Linked DNA regions of Homo sapiens: region 2 is linked to region 1. A link is a loop called in an ENCODE intact Hi-C map of the cell type or tissue named here. Cell type or tissue: Caco-2. All regions are shown on one strand. Links, peaks and the distances in the headings refer to the core of each region. The heading gives the core; the rest is flanking DNA.

Evidence for each region. A loop is a pair of places that touch in the nucleus more often than their neighbours do. Peaks named below come from ENCODE experiments on the same cell type or tissue, not always from the same donor. Only the 100,000 strongest peaks of a DNase experiment are listed, where the experiment ranks them.
Region 2: a loop joins it to region 1, with 33 times the contacts of the local background. A loop is called at or near these places in 2 of 110 quality-filtered maps.

The regions. Positions count from the first base shown.
Region 1 is chrX:93,865,962-93,881,550 of GRCh38, reverse strand. No RefSeq gene overlaps it. Among named protein-coding and RNA genes, the nearest start is that of FAM133A, 200 kb to the right of the region's middle. In Caco-2, for the core only: a CTCF peak has its summit at 6,836 (motif pointing left); no DNase peak of the experiment used is centred there.
Region 2 is chrX:94,655,494-94,671,082 of GRCh38, reverse strand. No RefSeq gene overlaps it. Among named protein-coding and RNA genes, the nearest start is that of MIR548M, 400 kb to the left of the region's middle. In Caco-2, for the core only: CTCF peaks have their summits at 8,034 and 8,236; no DNase peak of the experiment used is centred there.

The DNA of each region.
Region 1 (15,589 bases), core at 3,572-11,571:
ATTTATTTATTTGTATTGCTGACTTGTATTTCATTGTATGGATATAAAACATTTATTCAATCACATGTTGATACACATTTGGGTTGTTTCCAGTTTTTGGTTATAGATATATGCTGTCATTTCTTTTGGGTAAATATCTAAAAGTGGAATGTCAGAATAATAATGCAGATGTATGCTTAATATGTAAGAAACTACCAAAATCTTTCCAAAGTGTTTGTATCATTTTATAGCCAAACTAGCAGTATGTGAGAGTTCCAGTTCCTCCATAATCTAGTGTGGTCAGTCTTTTTAATTGTAGCCTGATGTGTAATATCACGTTGTGGATTTAATTTGCACTTTCCTAAAAAATAATATTGAGCTGCTTTTCATGTGCATATTACCATCTGTATTTTTTTAATAAAATGTGTTCAAACTTTTTGCCCATTTTAAAAAACTTGGTAGTTTTCTCAAGTTTTGAGAGTCCTTTTTATCTTCTAGATACAAATCTTTTATCTCTCAGACTACAATATTTCTTTTCATTTTCTTAATGAATAAAAAGCAGTTTTCTAAACTTCTAAAAGCAGGAGTTTTTAATTTTGATGAAGACCAATATATCATTATTTTCTATTATGGGTTGTGTATTTGGTGTTATATTTAAAAATTCTTGCCTAACCCAATGTTGCAAGAATTTTCTCCAACGTTTTCATCTAGAGGTTTTGTAGTTATAGAATTTTGATTTCAGCCTATAATCCATAATCCATTTTGAGTTAATTTTGTTTATAGTAGGAGGTATGAATTGGAGGTTTGATTTGTTTGTTTTACATTTTCTAAATGGATCTCAATGTGTTACAGTACCATGTCTTAAAAAAGTTGTCCTTTTCCTACTTAAATTCACTTTGTAAGTGGTTTAAATCTACCTTCTTGCTATTAATTTTCCATTTGTTCTAGCTTTTCTTTTGCTCCTTGTATCTTATTTTTCTGCCTCCTTTTAGATTAACTGAGTAATTTTTAAGATTCCACTTTATATCCCTTGTTAGCTTATTAATATAACTCTTTGCTTTGTTAGTTTAAGGGTTGCTGTAGGTTTTATGGTATATTATTTTCACTTGTCACATTTAAGAGATATTATACCACTTCATGTTTACTCAAGGTATCTTACAACAATAAATTTCCATCTCTTTCCTCTTAAGCTCCTTGCAATTGGCATACACTTTAAGTATAACCCCACAGTATATTGTTGTTATTTTTGCATTAACAATCAATTACCTTTTATAAAAAAAACAAATAATTCGACAAATATTGTCTTGTTTTTTACCCATAGAGTTACCATTTCTGCTGCCCTTTATTCCTTTGTGTAGATCCAGATGTATGTCTGGTATCATTATCCTTTGGCCTGAAGAACTTCATTTAACACATCTTGAAGTGCATGTGTGGTGGGATTAGTTATTTCAGCTGTCGTATATCTGAAAAACTGTTATTTCACCTTTGCTTTTGAAAGAAATTTCATTTGGCTCAGAAGCATAGATTGAAAATTTTATTTCAGTACTTTAAAGATGTTCCTCCACTCTCTGCTTGCTTATACTGTTTCTGATGGAAATTGGAATCTCTTACCCCAGGCAGCTCTTAAGATTTTCTCACCACTGCTTTTAAGCAATTTGATTTTGGTGTATCTCAGTGTAGTATTTTTCATGTTTCTTGTGTTTCTTTTTTTCTTCAACTTTTATTTTAGGTTCTGGGGTACATGCGCAGGACGACCAGGTTTGTTACATAGGTAAACCTGTGCCATGGTGGTTTGCTGCACCTAACAACCCATCACCTAAGTATTAAGCTCGGTATCCATTAGCTATTCTTACTGACACTCTCCCTCGTCCAGCAGCACCCAACAGGCTGCAGTGTGTGTTGCTCCCCGCCATGTGTCCATGTCTTCCTATCATTCAACTCACATGCATAAGAGAGAATATGCAATGTTTGGTTTTCTGTTTCTGCATTAGTTTGCTGAAGATAATGGCTTACAGCTCCATCCATGTCTCTGCAAAGGACGTGATCTCATTCTTTCCTTGGCTGCATAGCATTCCTTGGTGTATAAGTACCACATTTTCTTTATACAGTCTATCATTGATGGGCATTTGGGTTGATTCCATGTCTTTGCTATTGTAAAAAGTGCTGCAATGAACATATATGTGCATGTATCTTTATAATAGAATGATTTATATTTTCTTGGGTATATACCCAGTAATGGGATTGCTAGGTCAAATGGTATTTCTGCTTCTAGATCTTTGAGAAATCATCACATTGTCATCCACAATGGTTGAACTAATTTACACTACCACCAAGAGTGTAAAAATGTTCCTTTTTCTATGCAACCCCGCCAGCATCTGTTGTTTCTTGACTTTTTAATAATTGTCATTCCAACTGGCATGAGTTGGTATCTCATTGTGGTTTTGATTTGCATTTCTCTAACGATAGGTGATGTTGAGATTTTTTTCATATGTTTGTTGGCCACATAAATGGCTTCTTTTGAGAAGTGCCTGTTCATGTCCTTGCTCATTTTTTAATGGGGATGTATTTTTTTTCATGGAAATTTGTTTAAGTTACTTGTAGACTCTGAATATAAGCCCTTTGCCCAATGGAGAGACTGCAAATTTTTTCTACCGTTCTGTAGGTTGTCTGTTCATTCTGATGATAGTTTCTTTGCTGTGCAGAAGCTCTTTAGTTTAATTAGATCCAATGTGTCAATTTTTGCTTTTGTTGCAATTACTTTTGACATCTTCATCATGAAATCTTTGTTGGTGCCTATGTCCTGCATGGTATTGCCTAGAATTTCTTCTAGGAGTTTTATAGTTTTGGGTTATACATTTAAGTCTTTAATCCATCTTGAGATAATTTTTGTATAAAGTGTAAGGAAAAGGTCTAGTTTCAATTTTTGGCATATGGCTAGCCAGTTCTCTGAGCACCATTATTAGATAGGGAATCGCTTCCCCATTGCTTGTTTCTGTCAGGTTTGTCAAAGATCAGATTGTTGTAGGTGTGTGGTCTTATTTCTGAGTTCTCTATTCTGTTCCATTGGCTTATGTGTCTGTTTTTGTACTAGGACCATGCTGTTTTGGTTACTGTAGCCTGGTAGTACAGTTTAAAGTCAGGTAGCATAATGCCTCCAGCTTTGTTCTTTTTGCTTAGAATTGTTTTGGCTATTTAGGCTCTATTTTTTTTCTTTGGTTCCATATAAATTTTAAAATAGTTTTTTTCTCATTCTGTGAAGAATGTTAATGGTAGTTTAATGGGAATAAAATTGAATCTATAAATTGCTTTGTGCACTATGGCCATTTTTATGATATTGATTCTTCCTATCTATGAGCATGGTATGTTTTTCCATTTATTCATGTCCTCTCTGATTTCCTAACAATGGTTTGCAGTTCTCCTTGAAGAGGTCCTTTGCTTCCCTTGTTAGCTGTATTCCTGGGTATTTTATTCTCTTTGTAGCAATTGTGGATGAAAATTCATTCATGATTTGGCTCTCTGCTTGCCTGTTGTTGGTGTATAGAAATGCTAGCAATTTTTGCACATTGATTTTGTATCCTGAGACTTTGCTGAAGTTGATTATCAGCTTTAGAAACTTTTAGCCTGAGACAATGGAGTTTTCTAGACATAGGATTATGTCACCTGCAAACGAAGATAATTTGACTTCCTCACTTCTTATTTGAATACCCTTTGTTTTTTTTCTCTTGCCTGATTGCCTTGGCCAGAAATTCCAATAATTTGTTGGATAAAAGTAGTGAGAGAGGGCACCCTTTTCCTGTGCCTTTTTTCAAGGGGAATGCTTCCAACTTTTGCCCATTCAGTAGGATATTGGCTGTGGGTTTCTCATATATGGCTCTCATTATTTTGAGATAAGTTCCTTCAATACCTAGTTTTTGAGAGTTTTAAACATGAAGATCATTAAATTTTATCAAAGGCCTTTTCTGTGTTTATTGAGATAATCATGTGGATTTTGTCCTTAGATCTGTTTATGTGACAAATGAGATTTATTGATTTGTGTATGTAGAACCAACCTTGCATCCCGAGGATGAAGAAAATTTGATCATGGTAGATAAGCTTTTTGAAGTGCTGCTGCATTTGGTTTGAAACTATTTTATTGAGGATTTTTGCATTGATATTCATCAGGCATATTGGTCTAAAGTTTTCTTTTTTGTTTTATCTTTGTCAGGTTTTCGTATAGGATGATTCTGACCTCATAAAATGACTTAGGGAGGAGTTCCTCCTTTTCAATTGTTTGGAATACTTTCAGTAGAAATGGTACCAGCTCTTCTTTGTGCCTTTCAAAGAATTCAACTGTGAATTTGCCTGGTCCTGAGCTTTTTTTGGTTAGTAGATTGTTTATTACTGCCTCAATTTCAGAACTTGTTATTGTTATTCAGGGATTCAATTTCATCCTAGTTCTGTCTTCAGAGGGTGTATGTGTCCAGGAATGTATCCGTTTCTTCTTAGATTTTCTAGTTTCTTTGCATAGATGTGTTTATAGTATTCTCTGATGGTTGGTCGTATTCCTGTGGCCTCAGTGGTAATATCCCTCTTATCACTTCTGATTGTATCTATTTGATTCCTCTCTCTTTTCTTTATTAGTCTAGCTAGGGGTCTATCTATTTTATTAATTTTTTCTGGAAAATCAGCTCCCAGATTTGTTGATTTTTTGAAGGGTTTTTACTGTCTCCATTACCTTCAGTTATACTTTGATTTTGGTTATGTCCTTTCTTCTACTTGCATTGGCATTTGTTTACTTTTGTTTCTCTAGTTCTTTTAGTTGTGATGTTAGGTTGTCAACTTGAGATCTTTCTAGCTTTTTGATGTGGGCATTTAGTGCTATGAATTTTCCTCTTAACACTGCTTTAGCTGCATTCCAGAGATTCTGGTGCATTGTCTATTTGTTCTCATTACCTTTAAATAACGTCTTGATTTCTGCCTTAATTTCTTTATTTACCCAGTAGTCATTCAGGAGCAGGTTGTTCAATTGCCATGTAGTTGTGTGGTTTTGAGTGTGTTTCTTCATCGTGAGTTCTAATTTGATTGTGCTGTGGTCTGAGACACTGTTATGATTTCTGTTCTTTTGCCTTTGCTGAGGAGTGTTTTACTCCCAATTATATGATCAATTTTAGAGTAAGTGTCATGTGGCAATGAGAAGAATGTATATTCTGTTGGTTTTGAGTAGAGAGTTCTGTAGATACCTATCAGGTCCAGCTGATCCAGAGCTGAGCTCAGATCCTGGATATCTTTGTTAATTTTCTATCTTGCTGCTCTGTCTAATATTGTCAGTGGGGTATTAAAATCTCCCAAAGGAGATTAGATAGCTTTCTTAGGTAGATAACAAGGGAAGGGTCCTGGAGAGCCCATGGCCCATTGGTCAGTGTCTCATTCCCACATAACATAAAAAGCAGCCCGGGAAAAAAATTCAAGCTGCAAGCACAGATAAGGAAACTAGCACAGGGTATTGTGCCTGGCTGCATGCCCATGGCTGCAGATAGAAAAAACCTTTAGCCCATGTGGATAAAAACTTGTACAAACCTCCAGAGCTCACTCAGACAAGGGAACAAGGCCTGGTATGGAAATGCCTTTGTCCTTTGCATAGTCAGTGGAGTCCCAGGAAAAGTTTCTTCTCCTTTTGTGGGCATGGGCACAGTGGGCTCCAGTGGGTTCCGGTGGGCACTCTACTTTCCTTTGTTAGGACTATAAGTCTGGCTTCTATGATTCATCACTTCAGCTCCTGATTGTTCCTGGACCAAGGTCCCAGGCCAAGCTGAGTCATGTATTTGCCAAGGCAGCCCGCAGACTAAGCATATCTTTTTCTCTTCCCAATTCATAAAATCCCTTGACCCCAGCCTCATAGTGGGTACTCCCATTTGAGACCCCCTCGCTGCTGACAGAGAGCTTTTTTCTTTCACTTATTAAACTTTCACTCTAACCTCACCTTTGTGTCCACTCTCCTTAATCGTCTTGGAGGTAGGACCAAGAACTCCAGGCATTATCTCAGACAACGAAAGACTTACATCTTAGTGTATTGACTGGGAAGAAGATAATTCATTAAAAGGATGAATAAGAGTGGACCTTTAATGTTAACTCTTTACTTTCATTTCTGAGACTTCTTGTCTATTCCAATCTAGTTTCCTTCCATGGAGGGCCTAAGTCGTCACGTGGGATTGGAAGAAGGTCCTAGGGCGACTGAAGATTTCTGGCTGGGGCTACACCCCAGTATTATCTGAAGGTCTGTAGACTAACTCCAGTCCTTGACAGCCTGTCAGGGTGTCGGCACAAGGATTTCCAGTCTTTTCCTATCGAATTTTCCTTCTTTCCTCTCACGGCTATCGAGTCTCCTATCCCATCGTATACAATGTTGCAGGTGTTTTTGCAACCTAGAAATATAGTCTTGCTGGGTAGAGTCAGTTGGTTTCTTAGTAATAAGGAATGTAATTCGAAGAGTTATTGTTTTTCTGATTTCCTAGAAACAGGGGGAATTCAAGATTTTCGTTTAAGTATTTACCTAGTAAGGTCCCTTTTATCCCTCAATGATGGACATTTATAGCATCGTATGGGAGGATACTTCACCCCGAGTGACTATCCCCCGCTCCATTTGGATTGTTTCTCTCTTCGTATAAGAGTTCATCATTTTCCAATAAATTTAAACAGTTCCTTTATGAGATAAGTTAATTTTCTTATGCTGGGGGGCATGCTATAGGGACAGCCTATCAAACCCCAAAACTCTCTAATTTTTGCCTGAAAAGAATTTGAAGTGTTTACCTAACATTTCTAACCCTACAGTGCCACCTAGTGGAATGGGATTTTTTTCTCCGTAGGGAGCCGTGTCCGTTCTCTCTCCCAGACTTCCAGTCTCCCAATTCTTTTCCATTTTTGGTCTTCTATCAGTGATCAGACCCCATGTCCTCTTTGTAGACAGAAAAACTCCACTTTCAACAGTCAGGAGGAAGACATTTTGATAAGACAGATTTTAGCTTCAATACTGTCCCCATCAAAGGAGAGGCAGCCATTCAATTTTTACACTCTTTGAGGCAGCTGTTTTGCATTCAATTACATTGGAATTTAAACAGAAAATGAATTTTACATTTAGAATTTATTCAGTCCCATTCTATGGGATTTTGATTTTTTGCTGGAGCCATAGCAAGGGAAGCCAGAAATGGTGTTAGGACACTCCCTCCATTTAAAACTCTTGCCCAGGTCCAACTACTACATAATCTCTCCCAAGCCTCTGGGGTACCGTGGGAGCCTTCTGGGCTAGGTGGATCTAGGAATCCAGCAGGACAGAATGGTAAGGTTTTGAACAGGTTTTGAAATCCTACTGACTAGCTTTTCTGGGACCATGGATAAAAGGTCACACTTGTATCCATAGGGAGGCACTTATGATGGTTGCTGAGACCCAGAGGAGAGGGGGAAGGAGGAGAAGGGGGACACACTTTCTCTCTTTCTCTCCACCCTGGGTCACACAAATGGGAGGAAGAGGAATAAGGGACACCTTGTCTCCCTTTCTCCTTCTAGATGAGTAACAAACCATCTGCAGTTAGTACTCCCCTTGAGTGCATTTTGAATCACTGGAACGCCTTTGACCCTGAGACTTCTGGCTTATATTCTATTGCACAGGGGCATGGCCTTGTTCCCATCTTGGGGATGAACAAACCTGGCTTTCTGAGGGAAGTCTTGATTTCTATACTATTCAACAACTAGATATTTTCTGTAAGTGGGAGGGCAAGTGCTCCAAGGTTTCCTATGTACAGGCTTTTTTTGCTTTTTGGGAAAACTCGAATCTTTGTAAGTATTGTACAGTTGACCCTGCCCTTTTAGCAGCCATGTCAAGCAAGCCTACAAAGGATGATTACCCAAAGTCAGAGAGACAAACCATTGGGGAACCCTAAAATGCAACTTCTGGGTTCCCTACCTGACCCACTTCTTAGGGGCTCCCAATAGCCAAATCATTAGCTCCTCTGGTTGTGCCACTCAAGAAATTGCCAACTTTGCTGTTGCCCCCCCAAGAAATGCCTGATGGGCATGGTGTCACTAGGATTCAAGTTCCCTTCTCATTTCAGGACCTTAGGGGGACCTAGGCAAGTTCTCTGATGACTCTGATAAACATAAAGAGGCTTTTCAAAATTTAACGCAAGCGTTTAATCTAACATGGAGAGATGCTATGCTACTTTTAAGCCAAACCCTAACTGTTGCAGAAAAGCAGGCAGCCTTACAGGCAGCAGAAACATTAGGTGATAAACAGCATATCTCCTATAGCCAGTCTAAAAGTCTTAAAGGAAGAAGTCTAAAATAAAAGAAGGTGAAAAAGAGACAGGATCCCCATTCCCAACAGAAAGAGAAACAGTGCCCCTTGAAAACCCTAATTGGAGCCCTAGTAATCACATAGATAAGTGGAAAAGAAACACTTTCTGATCTGCATTTTAAAAGGCTCGCAAAGAACCAGAACCAAACCTCTTAATTACGCTAAACTGTTCTTGTTGAACCAGAAACCAGAAGAAGATTCCCCTGCCTTTTTGGAAAGGCAGAGAAGAGCTTCAGTGAAACACACTCCTGTCTCCCAATTCAATAAAAAAGAAAAAAAAAAAGGTTCATTACTCAGGAAGCCCCCGATATCAAAAAGAAGTTGCTGAAACAGGTTCTGTGTAAAGACATTTCAAGTTTTCTCACCCTCAAGTTGAAACTTTGCAATATCTAAATAATACTGTTCTCCGTACCCCAACTGAGGTGGTCTCAAGAAGGTACTAAGGCTCTCAATTTCTTAGCTGAAAGGGAATATAGGGTCTCAACATCTAAAGCTCAGTTTTGTCAAACTTCAGTAAAGCACCTAGGTCTAGTCTGGTCAGAAGGAATCAAAACACCAGATGAGGAAATAATTAAGTCCATTTTAACAGTTAAGGGGATTCTTGGGCATTACTGAATTTTGAAGACTGTGGGTACCTGGGTACAGTGAAATAGCTCATTCTTTACAACACCTCACAAAAGAAGCTTAAGCATCTAGAACTCATTCCCTAACTTGGGAACCTAAAACATAAAAGCCTTAAACCAGCTAAAGCAAGCCCTACTTAAAGCATCCGCCCTCAGTCTTCTCATAGGGAAGGTATTTAATCTATATGTATCAGAAAGGAAGGAAATAGTCCTGGGAGTTTTGGCTGAGGCTTGAGGTCCAGCTCAACAGCCAGTGGGTTAACCATGGGTAAGAACTTCACTGTTTGCACCCCACAGAGTATAGCAGAGCTGCTGTCCTTTAAGGGAAGTCTCTGGCTAATAAACAATTGCCTCGTCAAATATCAAGCTTTGCTGCTAGAGGGATCTGCAGTCCAGTAAAAGAAAAAACCTGCCCTTGCCTGAACCCAGCCACTTTCCCAGAGTCAACTAGAGAACCTGAACATGATTGCGAACAGATAGTGGTGTAAATCGGTAAAAGAAATGATAAGAATCAGTGTTTACCTTCTCTAGAGTTTTAATTAATGAAAAAGAATTTTTTCAAAGTGTGCTCAGCTTAATTAAGAGTGGATATCCAAGCTATGAATATATTCAAAAGTCCTGTATGTTTTTCTCTTCAAAATCTTGTTTCTCTGGAAAAGGATTTTTTCTAAGTCAACTAAATTACTTTTCTCCACTCTGTCTTGCCCCTCTCAGTGCGTGCATAAAAGGCCCCAGAATAACTTCTGGTGGCCTGGGACTCCTTGGGAAAACATAAAAGGGAGATATATAGAAGTATCCATGCCCCTAACTATGCTGGAAAGAGTCAAACTTTATCTGCACCTAGCACATAATTAAAACAACTTACCAGGTTTTACAATCAAGTGAAGAATTGCTAAGAATTACCATTATAATATGTAATTAAAACTACTGGAAGTAAATTTACCCCCAAGGTATGCAAAACAGTAAAACGTGTTCATAGTAAAAGTTTATAAAAAGGCATGGAAATATACATTTTGCCTACAGATGAAGAATTGTCCTTTTTTTTTTTTTTTTTTTTGAGCCAGAGTTTTGCTCTTGCTGCCCAGGTGGGAGTGCAATGGCACGATCTCCGCTCACTGCAACCTCCGCCTCCCAGGTTCAAGTGATTCTCCTGCCTCAGCTTCCCAAGTAGCTGGGACTACAGGCACGCACCACCACGCCCGGCTAATTTTGTATTTTTAGTAGAGACAGGGTTTCTCCATGTTGGTCAGGCGGGTCTCAAACTCCCGACCTCAGGTGATCCGCCTGCCTCGGCCTCCCAAAGTGCTGGGATTACAGGTGTGAGCCACCACACTTGGCCAAGAATTGTCTTAAGTTAGATAAAATAAAGAAGGTTTAAGCAAATTGTGAAAAAAAAATTGTAAAAATTAATCTTGCAAAACAAGTTCTGTGTGTGAATGTATTGACTAAATTCAAGAGGGTTATAAAAGGTTTGTGAAAAATCTTACCTCGTGATCAAACTGGTTAAGATTCAATAGAATTGTATATAAAGTTTCATTAAAATTGAGGTTAACATTAATAGTAAACTAATGCAAGGGTGAAATTTAGCTTTCTCTCTCTTGAGCAGGATTTTCATGTAATAATAAGGGCTAATGAAGGTTTTTGCTTTTTCAAATTCTTAAGTCATCATTTTGGCAAAAGAAGTGACTTATGGTAATCTAAAATTCTATTTAATGATATCAAGTGTTTTAAACCTCCAACATATTCTCCCAAAATCAAATTTCAGTTTCAAGTTTGTCTTACCTTATGCCTAGCTTTTGTGTGCTGCAGAGGGTCCCTGGAACATCCGGAAGAGAAGTAAACAAGATTATTTAATATGTTTAGGTGCATGGGATTGCCAAGGTTATGTCTAATATTCTTCAGGTTATATTTTGGTCACTAATATTAACCTGTGCTCCAAAACCATATGGGATGTCTAAGGCTCTAATGTCTAAATATGTGCTATCAATCACAATTAAGGTTGTTATGTTGGGTTACTGTAAACCACAAAAATAACCAAATTTCTTTGTCAATTGTGTTTCTGACTATATCCAAATTGGGCATTTTGTCATTTAGAGACAATCATTGTCTTGTTTTAATTCTCTTCAAAAGATGGTTTATAATCTAACTGTGGGATTTTAACAGGTTCTCTCAAATGCAGGTTTCTCATAACAGAAAAATGTACAGAACTCATGAAAAGCTAAAATGTTTATGAATATCAAGCAAAACAAATGTTCATGAAATGGACTAAACTAATAAAAGACAGAAGCAAGTTTTTGACTTTTGCTTGGAACACTGCTGATCCTTATTTTATTTTTCAGAGTCAAGGAGACTCTTAAAAGATTTTAACGACTAGGCAAGTTATACTCCTGTGATCAAGATTTGGAACATGTTTGTTTTCCTCTGCCTAGTTCTTCTATAATTTGGAAACCAGTTATGAGTACTCTTGAATTAAACAATATAGTTGTTTGCATCAGTGCAACAAGAATCCATTTTCTTTTGCAACAAAACACAATTGGAAAAACTGGTTGTTTTTCCAAGGCTTTGACTAGAAAGGTGTATTTCCCTTTAAGCAATTAACCTCGACTTGCAGAGCCAGTAGAACCCCCTTGAGAAAACTGGCCTCATACCTGTCTATACAGTTCTATCATAAGTTGTTTTTTTTTTTTTTTTTTTTTTTTTTTTTTTTTTTTGAGACACAGTCTCGCTGTTGCCCAGGCTAGAGTGCAGTGGCGAGATCTCGGCTCACTGCAAGCTCCGCCTCCCATGTTCACACCGTTCTCCTGCCTCAGCCTCCTGAGTAGCTGGGACTACAGGCACCTGCCACCATGCCTGGCTAATTTTTTTGTATTTTCAGTAGAGACGGGGTTTCACCATTTTAGCCAGGATGGTCTCGATCTCCTGACCTCGTGATTCACCCGCCTTGGCCTCCCAAAGTGCTAGGACTACAGGCATGAGCCACTGCGTCCGGCCAATAAGTTGTTTTTAACAAAAATGAGGACTGGAGAGAGAGAAAATTGTGTTTTAAAACTTATACATCTATCATTAACTTCCAGTGTCATCAGTTATTTTTAACTTTTTGCTTACATTTTAAAATAACCATGCTTCTTCCTGTGAGCCAACCAGCAATCTCCAGCTATGGCTCAGAGGAGACAGAAAGAGATGTGTAATGTAAAAATCTGGATCAATATTCTAGTCTAAGCAATTATCCTGCAGATCCTGCTGGGTAATAGGAATAAATCGAGTGCCCATAACCCAAAAGTCTCTTTGGAAGGATAAAATTAAGAAATCTGACCAAAGCTAAGTCCCATGCACCCAGATCTTAGCAAGCATAACTGTAGCCACTAGTTATCGAAATGTATCAGCAGCTTCAAGATTTTTAAGCTGTCCTTACCCCCCTTGTCTTATTTTAATACATGTCCTCTAATAACCCAAATTGTTTCTTTTCACATAGAGGCTATCAAGCTCCAAATGGTGATGCAAATGGAACCATGCGTGAATGCACCTTTCTTCTGAGGACCCTTAAACCAACCTCAAAAACAATCCTAGCTGCTGTTCCCTACACAACTCCCCTTTCCAGCAGGAAGTAGCCAGAAAGATCAATGCCGAATCTCCCTAATAGAAGTTAAGGTCTCCACTCCTGAGTGGGGGGGAAATGAAAGGAGTTAGGTAGCTTGCCTTAGGTGGATAACAAGGGAAGAGTCCCAAAGAGCCCCGAGCCCATGGGTCAGTGCCTCTTCCCCACATAACATAAAAAGCAGTCTGGGAAAAAAAATTCAAGCTGCAGGCACAGATAAGGGAACTAGAACAGGATGTTGTGCCTGGAGACATGCCCACAGCTGCACAGATACAAAAAACCTTGGGCCATTCTGGCCCATTTGGATAAAAACTTGCACAAACCTCCAGCTCACTCAGATAAGGGAACAAGGCCTGGCATAGAAAATGCCTTTATCCTTTGTATAGTCAGTGGCCTCCCGAAAAAAGTTTTTTCTCCTTTTGTGGGCATGGGCACGGTGGGCTCCAGTGGGTTCCGATGGGCACTTTCCTTTCCTTTCTTAGGACTATAAGTCCGGCTTCTATGAATCATCACTTCAGCGCCTGATTGGTCTTGGGCCAAACTTTCACTTCAGCTTCTAATAGGTCCTGGGCCAAGCTGAGCAGCCTCTGTGATTTATCATTTCAGCTCCTGATTGGTCCCTGATCGTGGTCCTGGACCAAGCTGAGTTACACGTTCACCAAGACAACCTGCAGACTGAGCACATTTTCCTTTTCCCAGTCCAGTCCGGACCACTTGGACTCTCCAGAGCCAGCATGATGGAAAGACTAAGTTGGCTGAACCACAGAAATGGCGGCCACCTCTCCCCTCCAGGGGCTCCATCCAGGGGAGAGATCAGAGTTCTGTTGTATAACTCTAGCTGGTGTTGCTGAAATTCCCACAGGGAGGTCTCGCCCAATGAGAAGGAATGAATCAGGGTCCCACTTAAAGAAGCAGCCTGGCCATGATCTGGTTGCATTGTGGGGAACTCCTCCCAGTCTGGACCACCTGGACTCCCCAGAGCTGGCGGACTAGAACGGCCGACTCAAACCACAGAGATGGTGGCCACCCCTCCTTCTGGGAACTTGGTCCATCTCAGGCAGTCTCCAGCTGCTGTCACTGGCTGGCTGGAATTCCAAGCCAGTGAGTCTTAACTTTGCTAGATGCTATGAGAATGGCACCCATAGAATGACACCACTAGGCTCCTGAGATTTAGCCCCCTTCCTAGGGGAATGCACAGATGGATCTGCCACCTTGACAGAATTCTTAGGGCCAAAGTATGCAAACCAATTCCCGGATCTCTGTGGGTGCCCAAGTGGCTGCTCTGCTGAGACTGCACAGCTCTGTCTTCGGATCCAAGACCCTGATGGTGTGGGCTCACGAGGGGATCTCCTTACCTGCATGTTGCAAAGATCCGTGTGCTAAGTGTGGTTTCCCAGGTGGGGTCACACAATTACTCACCACCTCCTTTCGCTGGGGATGGGAGCTCCCCTGGCTCTGTGCCACTCCCAGGTGGGCCATCGCCCCGCTCAGCTTTTCCTCATTCTCCATGGGTCAAGCTGTCCAATTAATCAGTCCCAATGCAAGAGCCTGGATACTTCAGTTGAAGGTGCAGAATTCACTTGCTGTTTTCTTTCCTCTTCGTGAGAGCCATGGACTGTAGCTGCTTCTAATCTAGCCATCTTGGCCAGAGTTGTTATTTTTGTTTAGAGTTTGTTGAGATTCTTTGATCTCTGAGAGTAGAATTTGCATAAAATTTGCAGCATTTTAACCATTAATTCACCAAGCAATTTTTCTGCCCTACTTCTTTTATGGACTCCATTTGCACATTTATTCGGCTGCTTAAAACTATGTCACAGCTCATTGATATTGTGTTAATTTTTCCATCTTTTAATCTCTTTTATTTTTAATGGTTTCTATTGCTATGTCTTCAGGTTAACTGATATTTTCTTCCAAATATTAATATACATTCAACCCCATGCAGCACATTTTAATCATTTCAGACATTGTAGTTTTTATCATTAGCAGGTCAAATAGGGCCCTTTTAAAACATGTTTCTTCTATTTCTCTACTTAACATATGCAGCCTTTCCTATAACTTCTTGAAGATACAGAATAGTCTTGTTAACTGAATATTCTTATCTGCTAGTTTTATCATCTGAGTCATTTCTGGTGTGGAATTGATTGTGTTTTATCCTAATTATGGGTTATATCTTTGTATTTCTTTTCATATCTGGTAATTTTTATTACATGTCAGACATTGTTAATATTTCTTTTTAATGATGTATATTTTTGTATTTTAAAAAATATTATTGAGCTTTGGTCTGGAATATAATTAAATGAATTAGACACATTTTGATCTTTTGGGGTCTTGTTTTTAAGCTTAATTAGGCAGAACTAGAAGTGTAATTTAGTCTGGGATTATGTTTTTTCTTTTTTTCCAAGTACTAGGTGAGTCAACTCTTAGTATTGTAATCAATGTGCCATGACTTATGTGCCTTTTTACTCTAGCTGGTAGAAATAGGCAAAATAACTGACTCTGCAAGAACTGAGTACTGTTCCCTATCATCCTTTTATCTTTCTCCTCACCAGCACTCTGCATTGCAAACTCTAGCTGTCTTGGTTTTCCTGGACTCATTCTTTGTCTCCTCAACTCAGGGTATGTATTGGATTCTGATTGTGTTCCCCTTGCCTGTACTTCCCTGTAAAGCACTAGACTGGGGCAATCACAGAGCTCACTACATTTGTAGAAACCACTGTCTTTCAGTACCTGATGATCAATGCCTTTCATTGTCTCTGTTTTACTTATTTTGTTAGTTTTTCAGTTGTTTTAGACAGAAAAATGAATCTAATCCTTTATATTACATTTTGATTGAATAAAGGTTCCTGTTTGATGTTTACATTCTTTATTTTTTTCTTTTTTGGCTTTGAATACATTTAATTCACATGACAACTTTGCGATGGAGGAACTGTTATTTGTACTCTTTTTATAGAACTAGAAACTAAGGCTCACAGGCGTTAGGTATCTTGTCCAAGATCGCACACACAAGAAGAAAGGAGCAGAGCCAGGATTTGAATCTAGCCTCCACTAGCCCCAGAACATTCCACA
Region 2 (15,589 bases), core at 4,197-12,196, 790 kb before region 1:
GAGAACACCAAATAATGAAAATATATTTCAATTTTTGGATTGGAAGAATCAATACTGTTAAAATGTCCATACTACCAAAAGCAATTTACAGATTGAATTCAATTCTTATCAAAATACCAATGACATTCTTTAAAGAAAAAAAAAATTCTACAATTTTATTTGCAACCACGGAAGACCCAGAGTAGACAACCTATCCTGAGGGTAAAAAAAAAAAAAAAAAAAAAAAAAAAAAAAGAATCAAATTACCTGACTCCAAACTATACTATAGCACTATAGTGAACAAAACAGGATGGTACTGGCATAAGTCCAGACACATAGACCAAAGGAACAGAATAAGCATTTTACAAACAAATCCATATACCTACAGTGAACTCATTTTAAACAAAGGTGCCAAAAACATACACTGGCAAAAAAAAAGTCTCTTCAATAAATCATCCAAGAAAAACTGTGCATCTTTATGCAGAATAATGAAACTAGACATCTGTCTCACATCATATAAAAATAAAAGCAAAATGGATTAAATACTTAAATTTAAGACCTCAATCAATAAAACTCCTAAAAGAAAACATTGCAAAAACTTTGATTGGGCAAACATTTCTTGAATTTAACCCCACAAGCACAGGCAGCCAAAACAAAAATGGACAAACTGGATTGCATCAAGTTAAAAAGCTTCTACACAGCAGAAAACAAAAACAAAAACAAAAAACAATCAATGAAGTGAAGGACAACCATTGAATGGGAGAAAATATTTGCAAACTACCCATCTGAGTAAGAATTAATAACTGAAATACATAAAGAGTTCAAACAACTCTGTAGAAAAAAATCTAACTATATGATCTAAAAATATGTTAAAGATTCAAATACATTTTTCAAAAGAAGACATACAAATGATGAACAGTCATATGAAAAGGTGCTGAACATAATTGAACATCAGAGAAATGCAAATAAAAACTACAATGAGATATTATCTCACCCCAGTTAAAGTGGCTTATATCCAAAACAAAGGCAATAATAAATACTGGAGAAGATGTGGAATAAAGGGAACTCTTATACGCTGTTGGTGGAAAATTAAATTAGTACAGCCACTATAGAAAAGAGTTTCAAGGTTCCTCCAAAAGCAAAAATACAGCTACCATAGGATTCAGCAATCTCACTGCTTGGTAAATACCCCAAAGAAAGAAAATTAGTATATCAAAGATATATCTGTACTCCCATGTTTATTTCAGCATTATTCACTATAGCAAGACTTGGAAGCAATTTAAGTGTCCATCAGCAGACAAATGTATAAAAAAATGTGGTATATATACACAGTGGAGTACTATTCAGCCTTAAATATAATGAGATCCCGTCATTTGCAACAACTTAGATGGGACTTGAGATCATTATGTTAAGTGAAGTAAGCCAGGCACAGAAAGACAAATGTCCAATGTTCTCACTTGTTTGTGGGAGCCTAAAATTAAAACAATTGACCTTCTAGAGATAGTGGAAGGATGTTTGCCAGAGCCTGAAAAGAGTAGTGAGGGTGTGGGCAATTTTCAGATGGTTAATGGGTACAAAAACTGATTAGAAGAATTAATAAGACTGGTATTTGATAACACAGGAGGGTGACTATAGTCAATAATAATTTAGTTGTACATTTTAAAATAACTAAGAGAGTCTAATTGGATGGTTTGTAACACAAAGGATAAATGCTTGAGGGGATAGATACTCCATTCTCCATGATGTGATTTTTACACATTGCATGCCTGTATCAAAGCATCTCATGTACTTCATAAATATATACACATACTATGTGCCCACCAAATTTACAAATTAAAAAAATAAGTTGGATTTAATTAAAATTGAAAACTTTTTTTTGTGAATGATAATTTTGAAAAATTTAAGACAAGCGACAGACCGTGAGAAAATTTTTTCAAAAATTTATCTGATAAAGTGCTCATGTTCAACTTATACACAGAGCTCTTAAAAATTAATATGTAAAACAGCAAACCAATTGAATAGTAGGCAAAATTTATCTGAAAAGACACAACAAACAATACATACAGAAAATGATATAAGCAAATGAAAATATTCTACCATCATTTTTATTTCATTATAGTTTATTATTATTATTATTATTATTATCATTATTATTACTTTGAGATGGGGTTTTGTTCTGTGACCCAGGCTGGAAAGCAGCAATACAATCACAACCACAGCTTCAACCTCCTGGACTCGAGAAATTCTCCTACCTGCCTGAGCTTTAAAGAGGTCAAATGTAAGGAAATTTTTAGGAGTATAAAATGATTATGTGACACTATCATGGTGGATAATACTAGGCATTTGTCAAAACCCATAGAACTTTACAGCATAAAGAGTGAACTTTAATGTCTGTAAATTAGTCGGGATAGAATGAAAAACAGAATAAAGATTGTGAGAAAACAATCTAACAGTATTACAAATGCATAATACTTCCTCAGGGAAGAGGGTTCAGGGAATAGATTCTTTCCTAAGTAATTTTGAAAATGAATGCAGTGAGACTAAATTTTAAAAAGCCTGTATATAATTACTCTACTCTGATTGATAAAATTGTTTCCCATGATGGCATAGGTTAACAATTCCAATACTGGTATACATGTATACTGAAATTGAAGAATGGAAGGCAGTGGGATCTGGTTTTCTCACTGTTAGAATGGGAGACTACAAATAAGTAAGGGTAGGAGGCTGGAATAATCCATGATTAGGAGTCATTAGTATAAACCCATGTATTGTCTACTATGGATAACCAATTATACATGCACATGCACATGCACACACACACACAGTTTGTTAGTTGAGAGGGTCACAAAGCAAGGACACTACAGTTGCACTGAGCACACCTTGGTTTCTAATACCATTCTCCAATAAAAGGAACCAAGATTACTTGGAGAAATGGCTGATTTTATGACTGGGTCAGAACAAAAAGAACCTGGAGCATATTGCAGTCCCAGAAAATAATGAAGTGCTCACACACACCTACGCCCTTACCACTCCCTCTCATTCACACAATGCACACATGCAGAAACACACTAATTGATGAGGTGTAGGTGTGTCAAAGAGACACAGGCACCAACAGAAAGAGGTCCCAATGGCCAAATCTGGAACAATTTGAGCAACATAATAAAGTAGTACTAGATTATAGCGCAAAATGTCAAATAAATAACAATGAGTCAATAATGATACAAACAAATAATTAAATAACAAAATAGATTTCTGTGTGTGTGGAGATAGAATAATAAATCTGCCACGCAAAAGAATTCTAAACAGTTTGCATTTATACTGCATCCTCAAAGTATTGGGACATAACTTCCCATTTTTTTAAATATAGAATATTCATAGTGACTTCCTTTTAAAGAGTGTAGTACAGTGGGGAAATCAGACAAATACTATCTCAGTCAGGTAATCAAGGTCACAATCAGTGATAAGCAATGTGTAGAGTATGTTTCCCCTGATTTGTTGTGTTGAAAATGACAATTTGTTCTCCGTGGTATTCTCCTTTAAATCACAAATCTCAGTCTATGATAAACCACTAGACAATCTCCAACTAATCGACATTTGAATTAGTCAATGTTCTCCAGCGAGATCAAACCAATAATACAGAGATACATGTAATATAGATACATATATAAATATACATAGATATATAATTGGGAATTTATTGGAGAATTGGTTTGTATGATTATGGAGGCTAAGTCCTTGGACATTCTCTCTGCAAACTAGAGACCCTGGGATGAGGCTAGCATGGCTCAGTCCAAGTATGAAAGCCTCAGAACCAAAACAGCCAAAAGGGTAATTCTCAGTCCAAGCCTGAAGGCCTGAGAAACCGGGCGGTGCAGGCGGGGGTGCTACTGGTGTAAGTCCTAAAGTCCCAAGGTTGAGTTCTTATGTCAAAAGCAGAAGGAGGAATGTCTCACATCAAAGAGAGAAGGAGAAAATCTTTTTTCCCTACTTTTATTTTTTCTATTTGGAACCTCAGATGAGTAGATGATGCCCACTCACATTGAGGGCAAAGCGTCCCCATTCAGTCCTCTGATTAGCAGGCCAGTCGCCTCTGGAAACACCCTTAAAGACACACACAGAAGTAGTGTTTTACCAATTCTCTAGGTATTCGTTAATCCAGTCAAGATGATACCTAAAAATGACCATGAAGACATTCCACAAAATAACTGAGCAGAATTCTGCAAATCTCAGAAGGCCATCAAGATAGGGAAAGTTTGAGAAACTATCACAATCCAAATGTGTTTATGGAGACATGGTGACTAAAGGCAATGTGGTATCATAAATAGAATCCTGGAACAGAGAAAAAAAGATTAAGCAAAAACTTTAAAAAGATAAATTATGGGTTTTCATTAATAATAATATTGGTTTATTAATTGTAACAAATGGACCATATTTAAGTGAATTATTATTTATAGGAAGAAATTAGTTGTGATGTATTTAGAAACTTAGTACTATATTCAAAAATTTTCTTTCAAAATACAACATTTAGAAGCATACTATTTATTTAAAGCAAGTGAAATAAAATATATATGAGCAAACAAAAATAACAAAAAAAGCAAAATGTTTCTTTTTTAAAGAAAAGAATAGTAAATTCTCAACTAGACTGAAAAGGACAAAAGATAAAACACAAACTACCAAGATCAAAATTCAGAGGGGACATCACTGTAGATCCTAAAGACTTTAAAAGGAAAATAAGCACAATATAAAAAAAATGCTTGAATAATGTTAACAACATAGATACCATGAAAAAAAAAACTTGGTAAGATAGTATAGCAAATTCATTCAAGAATAAATTTTTAAAAACTGAAAAGCTCTGAAAATATTAATAAAATTTAATTCATAATTATAAACCTTCTCTGAAGAAATTATTGCAGTAGGTAATTTCACCAGTAAATTCTATCAAGCATTTAAGAAAGAAACACTACCATATTACTTAAACAGTTTACAACAATAGAAGAGTAAGCACATCTCTATTTATGAAGGGAAAATACTTCTGATAACAAAATTTAACAAAGATATAACAGGAAAGTAAAATTATATATTAATGTCTTTTATGTATGCAAATACATAATTCCTAAACATAATATTAACAAATTGAATCTAGCAACATTTATACAGTCAATATTGTACTAAATATTCTAGTCAGGGTAATAAGACCTGACAAATCATATAGGAATAAGGATTGGAAAGAAATAAGCAAAACTGTCTTCTTATAGGTGACAGTATTGTCTACATGGAAAATATTAAGCAGTTTTCAAAAATATTGCTAGAATTAATATTCTTTTATCAAGTTCCCAGGATGCAAGATCTATATACAAAAACCAATTGTGTTTCTAAATTTTTGCAAAACAAATTAAGAAATAATTTTAAGGGGTATTTAAACAGCGTGGAAATCAATGAAATGCAAAATATAATTTCAGTGAATGATCCATACAACTTCTATACTTATAACAACAAAAATTTGCTGAGACAAATTGAAGAACACCTAAATAAATGGAAACATATACCTTGTATACAGATTGAAATATTTAATATTGTTATGATATTAATTTTTTCAAAATAATTTCTAGATTTAATTCAGTCCTAATTAAAATTCTAGTATCTTTTTGTAGAAATTGACAAATTGTTTCTAAAATTTATAAAAAATATAGAAGACATAGAATGGCCAAAATTACTTCAAAATAGAAATAAATTGAGAACACGTACTTCCTGATTTTGAGGCTTACTATAGAGTTATAGTTTTTAAGACAGTATGGTATTGGAATAAGCATTATTAAATTTAAAAAATAAAATAAAATATAGATGTTCTCCAAATTTATATGTATAGTCAGTTTATTTTTGAATTTTTACTCTTACCTCAAACTGCAGACTAAATTAGTTAGATGTAGATTACACCACTCAAAAAATAGTTGTAACTATAAGTGTCTAAAAGAAAATATTTTAAAATTTTTATAATATTAAGGTAGGCAAATATTTTACAAAAAAAATACAAACATAGAAGACAGGTGATGAATTGTTCTTTATCAAAATTCCAACTTGCACCCTTCAATACACAGCACTAAGAATATGAAAAGAAAGTGATGTTAGCAAGATGGTTGACTGGAGTTTCCTGGAGCTTGTCTCCCAACATAAAAGAAACAAAATAACAAGTAAACCGTTATATTTTGATGGGACTGACAGAGAGTATGCTGAAGAGCAGCAGAAGTGTGGTGAAATCCTTGTGGAGCATAAATTAGATATAATAGCCCATTGATTAAATGGTGCTATGTAAATCTTTCAATCCACTACTGTGAAAGTTTAAAGTTGAAATGATAAAAACAGTAATAAAACAGCAACTATAATTAGTTGCTAAGAAATACACAATAGATAAAGAAGCAAATTAAAGCAACAAAAATATAAATTGTGGAGAAAGAGAAAATGTCTAGAATATTTTTATATGCCCAAAGTTACTATCAGCTTAAAATAGTCTATTACAACTAAAAGACTCTTTATTCCAGCCCCATGGTAACCACATAGAAAAAATTACATCAGATACATGACTAAAAAAGAGAAAAGAGTCAAAGCTTAGAACCACAGAAAACCACCAAATCAAAGAGGTAAATAACAAGAAAGGAAAAAAAAGCTAAGATTCTACAACACAACCAGAAAAATGATGAAAAAAATGACAAGAGTAAGTCCCTATGTATCAATAATAGCCTTGAATATCAATGAATTAAATTATCCAATTAAAAGATATAGAGTAGATGAATAGACAAGAAGGACAAAACCTAATTTTATGCTGCCTACAAGAGATGTGCCTCACCATTAAAGACAAATGTAGACTGAATGTGAACGGATGGAAAAAGATATTCCATGCAAATGGAAACCAAAAGCAAGCAGAAATAGTCATATTCTTATCAGATGTAATTGACTTTCAGTGCAAAACTGAAAAGAAGTATGTCATTGTTTAATGGTAAAGGGAACCATTCAATGAGAGAATATAACAATTGCAAATATGCATATGTACAATATCGGAGTGGCCAGATATATAAATCAAATATTATTAGACCTAAAGAAAGAGACTGACATGCAATACCACCTTACTCCTGCAAGAATAGCCATAATCTGTTGCATATATATACAATGGAATACTACTCAGACATAAAAAAGAATGAAATAATGGCATTCACAGCAACCTGGATGAGATTGGAGACTACTATTTTCAGTGAAGTAACTCAGGAATGGAAAACCAAACATCGCATGTTCTCACTCATATGTGGGAGTTAAGCCATGAGGATGCAAAGACATAAGAATAATACAATGGACTTTGGGGACCTCGGGGCGGGGGAAGTGTAGGAGGGGGTGGAGGGATAAAAAACTACAAATAGGGTGTGGTGTACACTGCTCACCTGTGTACACCTGTACACAGGTGATGGGTGCACCAAAATCTCACAAATCACCACTAAAGAACTTATTCATGTAACCAAACACTACCTGTATTCCAATAACCTATGGGAAAATGAAAAAAAAAAATTAGAAGAAATTGCCAACTCTAATTAATGCAGAAATTAAAACAGAAAATCACAAAATAAACATAAACTGAAAGTCATAATGCTATAATCCTATATATACATACATACATACGTGTATACATATACATATTATATTAGAGCAAAAATAAAATATTATAGCTTAAAAAACAAAAAAGTGATTTTTGATCCTACATATTATAAAATTTTAAATTAGCACTTAAACTTTTAAAAATATATTTTATTGTATTATTAATGCAGGTATCATTGATGATTGTGAGAATATTTATTTATTTGTTTTTCATTATTTTGTGATTGAGTTTAAGGTATAATTTATTACTTTCCCTTTTATTAAAAACACATCACAAGCAAAGTTTTTATTAATCTTGCTCATTTTGGAGGTACAGTCTACTTGTTACAATGTGAGTATGTAACAGAGTTCCCCATTTAAATTTTGTTTTGTTTTGTTTTGTTTTTCCTTTGGCTTTGATCTTAATAATGTAATAACCTCTGCTCTCTTTTTACCACAAAACACTCCCTTGCACAACATTTTCCCATATCTAATCATGTGGTTACTTGGAAGTTCCAGGGTCTAAATCTTGAAACAATTCAGGCAGCTACAGAATGTACACTCACCTGAAGATTACTTTAAGACAGTAGTTAATTTACAACCCAGCTGTACCTCAGATGGCATGAGCCAAACACCAGAGGGGGCAATAATCCAAGATATTCACTAGAATAAGTCAGATGCACCAGTGTCTCCTTGCTACTTTTGTCTATACCTCATACCAAATTTTTCTTATTAATCCCCTGCACTCAGCCCAGAATAAAAAATTGTTTCTTTAAGGCATAAGCTTGGCCATTTCCCCACTTTTGGCTTTTGGATTAAAGTCACTTTCCTTTCACAGCATCTCATCCTTGTTCATTCAGCATGACAAGTGACAAGCAGCTGAGCTTTCATTCAGTTACAAGTAGCTTCCAATAGAAATATATTTAAGAGATAATGGCAAAAAAGACTAATATACTTGATCATGAGCCAGGTCTAAAAATGTGTTTATAATGGTATATAGAACATTACCCTTTATTGCTTTAAGTATCATTAAAAAATGTCAATAAATCTTCCAACTGCTTAATTCAAATTTAACTTTCAGTAAAAAATGCTGTTTTGATCCTATTCCTGTAGTCACTGCTACCTACATCACTTTCTGTAGTCATTTCTACCTATGAAAAGTGATATGAGATTTGTTCAGCTGATAAATAGGCTTCTAAAGAGGTCACAACTTACAAGTTACTAGAATCATTTATCCTGTTTAGAAGTCACTTTCTTAAAGTTAGACTAATGAAGAACTTCATATTGGTTTTACCAATTTGATTCTCAACATATCCTTAGTTTTAAGTTGGAACACATTATTTTTTCAATTACTAATACAATATATTATTTTAGACCTGAGTTACATTTGTCTTTTTAAGAATACAATTGTCTTTCAAAAGTATTATTCATATTGACTATTAAAAGACATCATATTTCACGGTTTATATGAAGTTAGACATGACAGCATAATTGGTCTATCCTGACAAGTTATGCACAGATAAATTTCAAATTAAACAGTGGCACAACAATTCTTGAGACCAATATTTGATGGCAATTTTTTTTGTAGGATTCCACAGATTTCAGACCATTATTATATTGCTCTTGTTTCCTCTTCTAACAGTATTTGACATCATTTTCCATTTAATTACTGAATGAATTTTTTTTCTCTTTTGTTTTCCTGGGTTTTCTGAAACCAGAAAATTGGTAGATCTTTACAGTGGATTAATTTATATTGAAGGCCTACCATGTTCCAGGCACTGATCTAGGATACAAGCTTGACAGTTCCTGTTCATGTTGGCAGAGTAGCTCTTCAAACTTAAGATGAGGTAGTTGGCCGTATAGTGCCAAAACTAGAAAAGTAACTTTCATCTTATTAAAGTTTTAGTGTGGAATTTTATAGTATATCTTTAGCTTGGTTCAGAAGCAAGAATATTTATATACAGAAGGAAGAGAAAATAATTTAATTTCTCTAAGGGAACATTTCTGGAACTTGCCTGGCAAAATCTTTAAATAATTTTAATATTAGCAGAAATCTAAGTGTTTGCAGATTTCTGTGTAGTTAATATCTTAATATTATCTGTATTGGACTCTTTCACTTTTTCTTCTGTCATTGTCAATTTATAACATAGTAATTATAGTTTTTATGATATAAAGTATTTAAAATGTATTGCCTATAATTTATAAAGTAAATGAGATATTTGAAGACCTCGCCAGTTAAAACACACACTCAGATTTATGGGGAAGAGAGTATGAATATTTTAATTTAAGATGTGGAATAACTTTAGAGTTACAAATTCACTCAAATTCCTGCTCATATTTAAAAACATTCAATGAAGTATCATTTTTAGGAGCATGGAGACCACTGTTAAAGAGTAACCAGAACTAGGTAGTAAAGTATTAAAAGCAGATTTTATTCAGGAAGTATTGTAGTAGGTGGAAAGTGTCCTCAATTCCAAATTCAATAAGAAAAATGGATAAAAATAGCCAAAAATGGTTAAAAAATTACTAAGAGAGAACATCAGGGGCAAGGGGAAATCCTGGTTTACCTGACATCACAGGATTCTTGCTAAAGGTAGAACAGGGTTACCAGGTATCACCTGGGAGAAAATGAGGATAAATAATTTGATTATATATCAATGAGATCAGGAATTCTCTCTTAAAATAATTGGGAGGCTATTAGGCTGAGAGGGCTCCAGTGCCTTGAGTTTCCATGTAAGCAAACTGAAACCTAACAATATAAACAATAAAACAAAACTTAAGCTTAACCAATCAGCAACCACCAACTAACCTGTAACTAGAGATTTTGCCAATTAGAAATTGACAACAAACCTCTCACTAGGGACTTTACACTGTAATCAATTGAATATATTTTATTTGTCTCACTTTCACAAACACCTTATAAACATCTTCCTCTTGCGTCTTTTTGGTGGAGCCCTGAACCACTTGCAATCTAGCACTGCCTGATTCATGAATAATTGTTTTGTCAAATAAACTCTTTAAAATTTTAATGTGCCTGAGTTTATCTTTTAACATCACTAAACTGAGTTACCAGGATACTTCCTAAAACTGAGTTACAGAGGTCTGGCAAGGATGGGACAAAGAAAAGATTGATTCAGAAGAGCCTGATTAAAGATTAGTCAGTGAAATAATCTTTGTCACCACATTCATTTGAATTCCAGTTCTTGCTCTCTCACAATTAGTTGGGGGAATCTTGATAAATGCACTGAACCTTTATCTGATCATAAGAGAGTATGAGAATAAATGTGATACAGTGATTACAATCTCACTGTTCGTGAGAATTTGTTCCAAACTAAGATTTTGATAAATGATGAGCTACTACTATTATTATCATTACCTTTGGAAATTATATATCATCACAATTTATTCAAGGGTCATGGGAAGCATAATAGGATAGCAATAAAGAGTTCAGGATCTAGAGTCAAATATCCTCAGGTAAACCTCACCTATAGAACCTCTTAGTTTTGTAATCTTAGTAAGTAAACTGACCACTATGAGTGTTATTTTCCTGAGCCACAAAAAGAAAAAAAAAAAAAAACATTTTAATTTATAGGGCCATTGTAAGAACCAAGTGAGACTGTATTTGTCTGTTCTCATGCTGCTATGAATAAATAAATTAAACTGAGTAATATATAAAGAAAAGAGGTTTAATTGATTCACATTTCTGCAAGGCTGGAGAGGCCTCAGGAAACTTACAATAATGGCAGAGGACACCTTTTCACAGGGCAGTGTGAGAGAGAATGAGTGCTGTGCGAAGGAGGAAGCCCCTTATAAAACCATCAGATTTCATGAGAACTCAGTCATGAGAATAGCATGGGGGAAACTGCCCCCCATAATTCAATTATCTCCACCTGGTCCCACCCTTGACATGTGGAGATTATTACAATTCAAGGTGAGATTTGGGTAGAGATAAAGCCAAACCGTATTATTCCACTACTGGCCTGTCCAAAATCTCATGTCCTCATATTTTAAAACACAATTGTACCTTTTCAACAGTCCTCCAAAGTTTCATCTGAGACAAGGCAAGTCCCTTCTGCCTATCAGCCTGTAAAATCAAAACCAATTTAGTTATTCCCTACATACAATTAGGGTACAGGCATTGGGTAAATATACCAATTCCAAATAGGAGAAATTGGCCAAAACAAAGAGGCTACAGGCCCCTTGCAAGTACAAAATCAAATAGGGCCGTCATTATACTTTAAAGTACCAAAATGATCTCCTTCAACACCATGTCTCACATCCAGGTTATTTTGATGCAAAAGGTGGGCTCTCATGGCCTCAGGCAGCTCTGCCCCTGTGACTTTGCAGGGTATAGCCTGCCTCCCGATTGCTTTCATGGGCTGACGTTGAGTGTCTGCAGCTTTTCTAGGTGAATGGTGCAAGCTGTTTGTTGATCTACCATTCTGGGGTCTGGAGGACAGTGGCCCTCTTCTCACAGCTCCACTTGGCAGTGCCTTAGTGGGGACTTTGTGTGGGGGCTCCCACCCCACATTTTCCTTCCACACTGCCCTAGCAGAGATTCTCAATGAGGGCTCCTCCCCTGCAACAAACTTCTGCCTAGACACTCAGGCCTTTTCATACATCCTCTGAAATCTAGGTGAAGGTTCCTAAACCTCAATTCTTGACTTCAGTGCATCCACAGGCTCAACACCATGTGGAGGCCACCAAGGCTTGGGGCCTGCACCCTTTGAAGCAATGGCCAAGCTTTACCTTTGCCCCTTTTAGCCTCAGCTGAAGTCGAAGCAGCTGGGATGCAGGGTACCATGTTCCAAGGCTGCATAGAGCAGGGGGCCCCTGGGCCCTGTCCACAAAACCATTTTTCCCTCTTAGGCCTCTAGGTCTGTCATGGGAGGGGTTGCTCTGAAGGTCTCTGACATGCCATAGAGACGTTTTTCCCATTGTACTGGTTATTAGTATTTGGCTCCTCATTACTTATGTAAACTTCTGTCGTGGGCTTGAATTACCCACCAGAAAATAGGTTTTTATTTTCTATTGCATCATTGAGCAGTAAATTTTCCAAACTTTCATGCTCTGCTTCCTCTTGAATGCTTTGCCTCTTAGAAATTTCTTCCACCAGATACCCTAAATCATCTCTCTCAAGTTCAAAGTTCCACAGATCTCTAGGGCAGGAACAAAATGCTTCCAGTCTCTTTGCTAAAGCACAACAATAGTCACTTTTGCTCCAGTTCCCAAAAAGCTCCTCATCTCCATCTGAGACCACCTCAGCTTAGACTCCATTGTCAACATCACTATCAGCATTTTGGTCAAAACTATTCAATAGGCCTCTAGGAAGTTCCAAACTTTCCCACATCTTCCTGTCTTCTTCTGAGCCCTGCACATTGGTCGAACCTCTGCCTGTTACCAATTCCAAAGTCACTTTCATATTTTTGGGTATTATTAGAGCAGCACCCGACTCTCTGCATTGGCAATTTACTGTATTAATCCATTTTCATGCTATAAAGAAATACCCTAGACTGGGTAACTTATAAAGAAAGAGGTTTAATTGACTTACAGTTCGACATGGCTGGGAAGGCCTCAGGAAACTTACAATCATGATGGAAGGCACCTCTTCACAGGGTGGCAAGAGAGAGAATGAGTGCCAAGCAAAGGGGGGAACCCCTTGTAAAACTATCACATCTCATGGTAACTCAATCACTATCACGAGAGCAGCATGGGGGAAACTACCCCCATGATTCAGTTATTTCCACCTGGTCCTGCCCTTGACATGTGGGGATTATAACATTTCAAGGTGCAATTTGAGGGTGGACACAGAGCCAAACCTTATCAGAGACCATCTTAATAAAGTACATAACAAATTATATGGCTCATGGCTGGACATGGTGGCTCACTTCTAATTCTGGCACTTTGGGAGGCTGAGTGGGAGGATTAATTGTGTCTAGAAGTTCAAGACCAGCCTAGGCAATATAGTAAGACCCTGTCTCTACAAAAAATAGCTGGCCTTGGTAGCATAGGCCTGTAGTCCCAGCTACTTAGGAGACTGAGGTAGGAGAAATACTTGAGCCCAGAGATTGAGGCTGCAGTGAGCCATAATCATGACACTGCACTCCAGCCTGGGTGACAAAGTGAGACCCTGTCTCAAAACCGTATATATGGCTCATGATATAAATTCAATAAAATTATTATTAGTAGTAGTAGAAGAAGACACAATTACGCCAGTATAATGCTATTCTACTTTTCTCTAGGCCTACTTTTCTCTAGGGCTGTCTTGGTGGAACAAGAATCTCCCAGTGTAGCAGAAAAGAAAATTGAAAGTATTTTCTTTCAAATAGTAGACCCTCTATCAATGTTAATTTGTTTGTTTTTCTCACAAACAGCATGCCTTCTGCCTTCTGTCATGAAGATCTTGTTGCAAATCTGCCCTGTGAGGCCACATTATTTAGACATGATTATACTTTTGCTCATCACTTCTGACTTCTCAGAAAAAAAGGCAGCATGAGAATTTATGTTGCTCCTCTTTCTTTCCATCTGTTTATCTTGCTTTATTAGTAGCAGTCTTCAATTCACTCATGAGATTATAAATTCAACTATGAACATGGCTTTCTATTTTTATTCAATCATAAGCATTGAAGAAAGGAAATATTTAAACACACTCACTGGAGAAGCTATTTGATGCATGCACTCTTTTCCCAAAAATGTCATTTTAAATGTGTTTACTACAAGGTTTCCTATTATTATAAGTAAACAATCTCACAGTCTTGAATACTTGTATTTGAATATTTCAGAGAGTTAGAATTTATGATTTTAAGTAGCATTGAAATTATATATATAAAACCAGAAAGCTTTTGTTATTAATTTTTCTCTGATGAGATTTGTGTTAGGTTACTACAATGCTAGGACTTTTGAGAAAAAGGTAAATACTCCTGCTTCATTTGGGGGCGCTGAAATTATTTACCATAAATTGGCCAAATTTTTATATGGGAAAAAGCATAAATATAGACTAGTTCCTTGTAAATATAAACTGTATTTGTTTTCTTATTTGCATTTATAATATGCATAGAGTATATTTCTGAAGTGAGAAAAAGGAAAATTTTAGAATTATCCTAATTTTTAACAGTTAATTTTATGAATTATACAAAGATGAATTTGATGATTGTTTTCCCTTAAAATATTTTCATTTCTTATTTTTCTTTTCAAACTCAGTGAAACAGAAAAGCCTACTACAAAATTTGACACAATGTTTTTCTAAACTGTTTAGAATATATTCCCTCATATTTCCCAACAGAAATCAGAAAACATTTTAAAGTATTGTTAAAATTCTTGTTTCTGAAAACTCAGTCGTTTTTATATTGTAAGAGTAAACTGAAATACATTCAAGAGGTGAATGAAGGAGCACACAAAATTTTACTCAAAAATATGTCTCCCTAGTATAAAGAATATTTTGAATTAAAAAACCTTAGAAATCAACATGCCTTGGAAGAGACTGTGTCCCTATCTATATAAAGATTAGACTGACCCACTGAAAAAATAAACATTTTTTTCTCCTCCCTGTTGTCTCATTATCTATTGCAGGAAAGAAGACCAAGAATGTAATCAGACCTGGCCCAAACTTTTTACAAAGTCATATGTCTTTCAGATTTATTCAGTTTCCAAAGAGAACTATTTTGTAGGTCAACTTATATTCATTGCATCTATTCATTCTTTCAGTATCTATTCATTCTTTCTAGTAACAATTTATTGCCCCTCAACATAATTACCTATATTTTCCAACTTTTCTTCCCCTCTGAAACAACAGTGAATTCCTATGTTAGCAACAGCTAATTTCTATGGGTCTGCAGCAACCTCAATTCTTGCCTCCTCAGAAGAAAGAATTTAATTAGGGGCATGAGGCAGAGTGAGAGACTGAGGCAAGATTTTAGAGCAGGGGTAAAAGTTTGTTCTAAAAGTTTAGAGCAGGAAGAAAAGGAAGTAAAGTACACTTGGAAGAAGAACAAGT